Linked DNA regions of Homo sapiens: region 2 is linked to region 1. The links are chromatin loops, found by intact Hi-C in ENCODE. Cell type or tissue: PC-3. All regions are shown on one strand. Each heading gives the region's core, and the rest is flanking DNA. Links, peaks and the distances in the headings are about the cores only. Region 1 has its middle 39 kb from the start of EDNRB-AS1. Region 2 overlaps EDNRB-AS1 (EDNRB antisense RNA 1).

What was found. A loop is a pair of places that touch in the nucleus more often than their neighbours do. Peaks named below come from ENCODE experiments on the same cell type or tissue, not always from the same donor. Only the 100,000 strongest peaks of a DNase experiment are listed, where the experiment ranks them.
Region 2: a loop joins it to region 1, with 2.3 times the contacts of the local background. A loop is called at or near these places in 1 of 110 quality-filtered maps.

Annotation. Positions count from the first base shown.
Region 1 is chr13:77,777,408-77,781,810 of GRCh38, reverse strand. No RefSeq gene overlaps it. Among named protein-coding and RNA genes, the nearest start is that of EDNRB-AS1, 39 kb to the left of the region's middle. In PC-3, for the core only: a CTCF peak has its summit at 2,164 (motif pointing left); a DNase peak (open chromatin) is centred at 2,150.
Region 2 is chr13:77,872,561-77,876,963 of GRCh38, reverse strand. The region is part of intron 6 of EDNRB-AS1 (EDNRB antisense RNA 1); the gene reads right to left. Among named protein-coding and RNA genes, the nearest start is that of EDNRB, 44 kb to the left of the region's middle. In PC-3, for the core only: no CTCF peak of the experiment used is centred there; no DNase peak of the experiment used is centred there; H3K27ac peaks cover 1,462 bases.

The sequences.
Region 1 (4,403 bases), core at 155-4,154:
AAGAAGGAAAAAAGGAGCATGCATTTTGGAGTAAAGCCCAAACCAGGAGTAAAGAGCTCTAGCAAACTTATATTTGGGTCTTTGTCCACCAGGCAGTGTGTTAATCCTCCTTTCCTTCAGAATATAAGGCTCCTTCTCTTCAAATTTCACTCAGGGTTCAAGTCAAGCCCATGCTACAGAGTGCATGTTCTCTCTCGTTTCCCAGTGCCATTCTACTGAGTTCACACTTCCTCCCATACTTAAGTAGCCAACAGGGCTATTGTCCCTTCCTGGTAGTCCCAGAAACCAGAAAAAAATCACGCCAAGCTGAAGGCCTGTCACCTGTCCCTCCCGGAACCAAAGCATTGGGCTGTATTTGCAACCCACACCCCTCTAGACCTCTTCAGATTCTACATGTGTCTATCATCACCACCATACTGGCCTCTTTCTACCTATATTGGTCCCATATTAGACCTATATTGTTGACCGACAGCTTATCTATTATATCAAGTACCTTGTCGATCAACTCAAGGTCAAAAACAGCCTCAGCAGTTACTTGTGATTTAATTCATACACAAAGTTTTGTTGCATGTCAACTAGGTGTCAGTTGCCATGACAGATTCTAGAAAGAGGACATAGCCCTGGTCTTGAAGGGGCACAGTCTGTTGAGGGAGACAGACAAATCTATCAGCATCTACCATGTCAAGGTGCTATAAGACATAGTAGTCACAGCCAAGATATACCCGAAGAGGTATCAGGTGACTCTGGAAGTAGGGAATGGAGACAAGAAAAGGGTTGTGGGAAGAGCATTTTGAGCAGAGCAAGCAACAAATGCAGAGGACCAAAGGCAAGAGAAGGCAGATCAAGTGTCAACACTCTATAAGTAGCACATGGGTAAAAAGAAAAAATATGAAATTCACATAGGCAGCTCTACTCAACAGACTTCAGGCCCTTAAAAAATGGAGAAACATGGCCGGGTGCAGTGGCTCATGCCTGTAATCCTAGCACTTTGGGAGGCCAAGGCAGGTGGATCGCCTGAGGTCAGGAGTTTGAGACCAGCCTGGCCAACATGATGAAACCCCGTTTCTACTGGAAATACAAAAATTGGCCAGGCGTGGTGGCGGGCGCCTATGATCCCAGCTACTCGGGAGGCTGAGGTATGAGAATCGCCTGAACCTTGGGGGGCAGAAGTTGCAGTGAGCTGAGATCGTGCCACTGCACTCCAGCCTGGGCAAAAGAGTGAAACTCCGTCTCAAAAAAAAAAATGTGTAGGAACATGATACAGTCAACCCAATGTCTCCCAAAATATAATTATTTGAAGCAAATACACACTTAGGGCCAGTATTATAACCTGTGACAATAGGGACGTAAGTAAAACAAAGGGCAGGAAATTTGCTCTATGTCTAACTAGAGTATGTGGGACCCTCCTGACAATTTTCTGTTGATTAGTGACAGAGTGATGTCAACCCAGACCATGATTTTAGGGTGAGACTATGGTGGGTCCAGAACAGAGGTGGGAAGAACAGATTCAATATACTATATTTCCTTCTATAGTCACACTTAGATTTAAGCCTAGAAAGGCTTAACTGTCTAAGAACATCAGATTAGACAGCTTGATTTTGTTGTGTTTGTGGGTCAGCAAAAGCCTCTCTCAAGCACCTGAGAGTTTGAAGATAAGAGAACATGGTGAGTCATCTGCAGGGCAGCACTTCCTCTTGTGCACTGGTTAAGAGAGTCCTGTCTGTTCACAAAAGAGGCACTGAGGGAGCCACCAGTTGGCATATGCAGCAGGAAGTCAGGAAGTCAACATAGTGTGGAAATTAAGAGAGGGACTTTACAACAACTCTGAATTAGCAGAAAATATTTATGATTGTCATGTCCTCAGCCGCCATGGTTATTGGGCCCTACTTGGACCACCTATGCAAGACTATAAGCCAGAGAGGGACAGACAGGACAAAGGAAAAATGCAAGCAGAAAGAAGCAAGGAATAAAAGAATTCAACTAATTCTCTTGGGTCAGACAAAAAAAAATCATAGCACTTACGGTTTTGACAGGACTGATTCTCAATTGCCAAGCATAAACCAATGTTTGCTTAGATTAATACACTCTAAGTAATTTACTTACCGGAATTCCTAGTCACTAGAAAACTTCTGAGCACACTTAAGTTTCAAATATACCTAGAGCAGATGCTGCCCTCCTGAGGACTGTAGTGATATTGCTGATTGTCTTGTAATAATTTTAAATAAATTTTGAAGATTACCCAGGTGTGTACCCATTTGCATCTATAAGTTAGTCCATATTGATTTATTCAGAAAAAACTTTTTTGCATAAATATATTTTAGTGTTTTTTCTGTAAAGAAAAATGTTTCCAGATTACTAATTGAAACCTGTCTCCATTAAGACTGTTTTTCCTGTCATGAATCATAAAATCCATTTTGTGAAATCTATTTCGTGAGTCATAACCAGATTTTTTTAAAAAAAGATATAAAATAAAACAGAAAAGAAGAAGTAGAAAACATTAGAAGGGGTCCCACAGACCCTTAACATGACCTGTGTGTACCAGGATATGGTCATCGTGAAGTATAAGAAATGTAAGACTTGACTGATGGGATCATGTGAATGCATGCCTTAGCTAGGAAGTGGCATGTGATCCTTTCCTCACTAGTATCTCGTTTGATTTGCTGGCCTGTGATAGTTAATTCAACCATCAACATAATGGAACAGTGTGGTAGGCAGGATTCTAAGGTGGCTCCCAAGATCACTGCCTCTTAGTGTGCACGCTTTGTGTAACTCCCTCCTAAGTGCAGGCTGAACGGGTGCATGTGATAGAATTTGACTCCCATGATTGGGTTACTAATCTGCTGACTTTTTGATCAACCAAAATGGAGAGTATCCCGGTGGGCCAAATCTAAACGAGTCAGATTTATTTTATTTTATTTTATTTTATTATTATTATTTTATTTATTTATTTATTTTTTGAGACGGAGTCTCACTCTCGCCCAGGCTGGAGTGCAGTGGGACGATCTCGGCTCACTGCACCCTCCACCTCCTGGGTTCAAGCGATTCTCCTGCCTCAGCCTCCTGAGTAGATGGGACTACATGTGCACGCCACCACGCCTGGCTAATTTTTGTATTTTTTTAGTAGAGACGGAGTTTCACCACGTTGGCCAGGATGGTCTCAATCTCTTGATCTCGTGATCCATCCGCCTCAGCCTCCCAAAGTGCTGAGATTACAGGCGTGAGCCACTGAGCCTGGCCACAAGTCAGATTTCTAAAAGGCCTGGGTCTCTCCAGAAAGTTGTGAAGCGTTAAGAGGGCACGAGGGCCCGGCGCGGGGGCTCACGCCTGGAATCCCAGCACTTTGGGAGGCCGAGGCGGGCGGATCACGAGGTCAGGAGATCAAGACCACGGTGAAAACCCGTCTCTACTAAAAATACAAAAAATTAGCCGGGCGTGGTGGGGGGCGCCTGTAGTCCCAGCTACTCGGGAGGCTGAGGCAGGAGAATGGCGTCAACCTGGGAGGCAGAGCTTGCAGTGAGCTGAGATCGCGCCACTGCACTCCAGCCTGGGGGACAGAGTGAGACTCCGTCTCAAAAAAAAAAAAAAAAAAAAAAAGAGGGCATTAGGAGAGGCCACGGGAAAAAGTACCGTTGGTGATTGTTAGGACCTGAGCTGGACGCTGGGCTGACCCCCCACAGAACAAGGGCCTCAGCCCCACAGGTCAAGGAACTGAATTCTGCCAACAATAGGAATGAACTTGGAAGACGACCCCCAGCTTCAAAAAGGAAGGCAGCTCATCTGACATTTTGATTTCAGCCTTGTGACTCAAAGTAGAAAACCCTGTCCAGCCCAAACTGGACTTTTGGCCCACAGACACTGTAAGATCATAAATTTGTTGTTCTAAGCCCCTAAATTTGTGGTAACTTGTTATGCAGCCATAGAAAACGAATGCAATTAATGTTCCACAATGTAATTTTGTATTTTACAATTAACCGTGAAACAAAATGCAGCATAACTTTATCCTCTGCAAAAACGCTGAGACTTTCCACTAGTTTGAGTGATGAACTTTCAATATTTCTGCAGGATGCCTCTTTCAACATTTGCTAAGTTCTTGACAACTGTTACTTTTTCATTATAATAGTTCAATTATCTTTCAAAATGACTTTGTTATTAGAAGGAAAAAGAAAAATGACATGCAAAATACAAAGGCATGATCAAGTTCAAGTTTAACTGCTGGATCTAAAAGAGCAAATAGTATATTAAGAAAAGTGTTGACTCTACTCATGAAACTTTTAATTCATTTGAGCACCATCCCTAAAAAGGGCAAGATTTTATAATATTATATAATATTTGTTTTATTGATTATGCAATGTAATGACAGACCTAGGCATAATACTTTTTAAACTGTTCTTCAAATTAAAGCT
Region 2 (4,403 bases), core at 151-4,150, 95 kb before region 1:
TCATTAAGTCAGTCTAACTGGTCTGGAAGTATCTGCCCTGAATTTTCTCTCCAATATCTTATCTAACAACTCTCTCTAAAATATTTTTAATTATTTATTCTCAAACAAAAGGGCAAGTAATCAGAACTGATTTTGACAAAGAGCCTATTAATATGCTTTTATTCTTTTTTATTTTTCTTTAAACACAGTAACTATTTTCCCAGGATTTTTCTTTTATCCTAGGAGACTTTTGACAAAAATGAGAAATCTCTAATATTGAGGCAGTCCACCTAACCTCTTTTCTAATACAACTAGACACATGGCATTTTCGTGCTTATAAAATTTGAAACTCAGTTTTTAAAACCTGAGTTATACACTTACAAACTGACAAAAAATCATTCATTTCCTTCAGGACTGACTGGTGTACCTGCTCTTTAGAGAGACTTTGGAAAATTTAAAGTATTTGTATCCTGGCTTCTGTCTTTCTTCCAAAAAGCTGAATGTTATGGTTACAAGGTATTGGTTGAGTAAGTAGCCTTTAGTGGCTCCAGATTTTCTTTCGTAAACTCTTACATGCAAAAAGTCAGCAGTGTGACGTACTTTAATGAAGAGGAATGTGCTGTTTATTCTCTTTTCAAGTTTGCCTGGCAGATAGTATCACTCTCCTCTCTCACAAGGCTGACTTTTCAGATTGTTCACTTTTACAGGAGATTCAACAAACAAAGCATATAGGCAATAAGATGTCTATCAGAAGAAGTTTGTCTGATCCTCCATCTGCTCCAATCTCTACTTGTTGATTTACAATTGTTCTCAACTACTTTCAGACTAGCTTTCCAAACATTCACAGTAATTCTAGGAGCTAGGGGTTGAGATTGAATGTGAGGTATCTCACATAGCAAAGAATACCCAGTAGGAGTTAAAGATGTTAAAACCCATTCAAATAAGAATTAGACTTACAGAGATTTATTCTTTCCACCAGACAAAATTCATTTGCATTGTCATAAACAGGAATCATCTGCATTGCTATGGACCTCCGAAGACTCATTTAATTAAGTCATCAAATAAACTATCTGAGAGAAAACTGCTGATAGAGATAACTTTAGACTTAAGGCCCCATAAGTCCTAAAATATCCCATTTACTAGTCTGCAAAGTGCTAGAGATTTTTATACTGAGATTATGTTTTTTAATATAGTTATTATTAATATCTCCAGAATGTTCTTGCTAAAAAGCACCACTGTCAGGAAGAATAGAATATATTATTAGCATAGATGAGTTTATGGAATTTTTATAGAGAATAAATTCTGACAGAGCGTGACCTGGCCAGCCTAATTATCCAAAAAACTTTTTTGACAAGAGCAAATATTAAAAAGCCTTATTCCTGTCTATACTCATTTATTTGCACAAACACTAGAGCTTTACTGTGACTAGCACAGCTATAGTCAAAAATTTGGTATAAACCAGCCACGCCTGGCATAGACCCTGAAATAGTTATGGATATTATACTTAGACCAACTTTATTTCCACATGAGATTTGAGGTAGTCCACACACACACACACACACATACACACACAAATGTAAGCTAAAGAAGTCCATAATTTAGAAATAAAAAACTATCAAAAACCTTAAGAAAATAAAAAAATCCAGAGCTATATCTTTTCTATGAATGATGTAATTGGTTACAAGCTGCCTAACTTATATGTTGTTGGTATGTCATTTTTTAGTACTAAAAAAACAAACAAAATCTTAAGATTTCATCAGGAAAGAAAGTCTTCATGGGTTCTATGTTATGGAAAATTTTTCAAACGGAATATACTCAGGAGACATTGACTAATATAAGGGCCAAATCCTAAACAAGCTAAAAGCAACTGCAGAATGATAGCTTATATGACGGCATTATATATAGATCCCTGAAATTATGTTTTTCCAATATTTGTAAAAGAACAATTCCCACGAACAACTATCAACATTCTGAATGAAGAGATAAATTGGATAACCATATACATGTACCTACTCCACCCCCTAAAAAAAGATAAGTGTGTACACTCTCATGGAAATTTTTTAAATCATACTTTTAAAATGAAAAACATTTTGAAGTACATTTTGAGTAAGTGCAAATTTTATCTGAGTCCTCTTTTGCAACAGCTTGACTTCAAGTTCATCCTCCACTCCGTAATCAATGTATGTTTTTCGACTTGGTATATGCAATGATAAATATCAATGTCATTGGTTTAAGAATTCATATCCTATTACTTAGCATGACTAAGTTGTCAGAACAGCTTTCATTTAAAGAAAGAAAACTGTAATCTGTTTGACTAGCCTGCATTAAATATAAAATATAAAAAGAAGAATGATACCAGAGGAAAGAGTTGGCAGGCTGCTCATGGCAGTGACTCACTAGGCAATGCTGCTGAAAACGAGGTAAACACACATTTCCTTGCAATATCCACTTCACAATAAAATGATATTTGCTCTTTTCCTCTCAAGTTCGTATGTATTCTGATTTTGGATAAAATTATTAGATTTATGTATTTCATATTAGGAGACTCACACTTTCGGCTTTAGGCTACAGAGGTTCATATTTTGTCCAGTCACCTTAAGTAGACTTGAACCAACGTCATTTACCTATCTCCTTATAGACATTCATTGCAATCCTTGGTTATAACAGGATATTATTCAAATTCTTTTGAGCTAAAACAGAAAAGTTCAATGAAAATCAGAATTTGTCTTCATGGTATTTTATGGACTTTAATTTCCTTTCAATTCAGGTTTTAAAAAATCATAAAACTTTAATCCAGTTCATGTAACTGTGTTCATTGCTATAAAACATGGTTTTAGCCTCTTCATTACTAGACTCTTTATTGCAAATATAAGTGGAAAAATGCAACTTAAATGCTTATATATGTTCATATAACAGGTATTCATATAATTCATATAATCATGCCCTTGAACAACTAAAATGTAAACTGGTTAAAATCATAGGGTTCAAAGAGGGGACACAAGTCCTATGGGCAGATGTCTGCTACTTCAGTGCTTCAAAAGACTATATCAAACGTGAGTTAGTGCCTGAGAAGTGCAAACCTCTGAGGAAAATCCTGGCTCCACCTGTAGGCTCCACTTCTACTCAAGCACAGCAGAAATTGATTCTCCGGTGGATCACAACTAAAAGTTTAAATTTGGCATCCACTCAATACGGCTGTCCTTGAAATCAACACAAAATACCTGCTCTGCCAAAATCAGAAAAAGACTTCAATTCCATCTAGCATTAGGTAAAGGTTCCAAATACTTGAGTTGAGAGTTGAGAAAGAATCTAGGAGACACCTAAGTCTGGCATGTTCTTCCTTAGGAGCCCTCTTGCCTTCAACACCAACACTCTGGTTGCCTACTTACTGCTGGGTCTCTTTAATTTGATTCAAGCATCCACCCTAAATTCCAGGCATCCAGTCCCACTGGAATGCACCACAAGCAATGTCAGTCTCTGTCCTCAGTGTTGATGAAGGAAAAACATCACTTCCCACAAATCCCGATCTGATTTTAAATTTTCCCTAGTCCCCTGTTTTGAACATGCGTGCGCGTGCACACATACACACACACACACACATACTCATTTCTTCCTTCAGGTGACTCATACTGAGGCAATAGAGAGGTGTGGAGAACCCTGGAAGGACCATCTCTCAGCATTAACCCCATCGGCAGGATTAACCCCATCATGCTTCCACTGGCAGCTCTGGTCAGCAGGTCGGCAGTAGCAGCCCTTGAGGTTAGCACCAGGGCTTGGTGGTTTCTTCCAGCTGTTCTGAGGAAGAGTGTCAGCAGTCGTCTCGCTGCAGCAGTTCTTGTTAATACACAGGGTTTTCCATGCGTGCCCTGGTTCCTCAGCTGTCTCCTCAAGTACTACATCAACATCATTATTACTGAGAACTCACAGTGCAGTATCTGTCCCAGTGGGAATTACAGTGGTGCATGTCTCTTCTGGTGAAAGAATCTATTTAAGATGCAATTTATACTCGGGTTGCTGTATCAGGACACTTCCCAAAATTTCCAGAAAAATTCCACTGATGGCAGAGGAAAGAGGATGTGTGACCTCCAAGGATTTGAGGTTTAACGTGAAGTTGCATAGATTTAGGAAATTTTGCAAGCACAATTTTTTTGATGTCTCATATTTCAGCTTAAAAATCCAAGTAATTTTTGAAATTTATTTTCTAATATATTTATATTTATCTTAGTAAAAAATGCTTTTCTCCTCAACCCAACCCTTCAATCTTTTAGTCCAAAAATAGGTGTCCTATTTATCTTTTGTCTTGCCTACCCATTGTTGTATTTCACTCCAGGATGATGATGATGATGATGATATGATGGCAGTGATGAAGACAATTATCATGATCACAAAATATTTAATAGCCAGTTTTTATTGAGTGATTACTT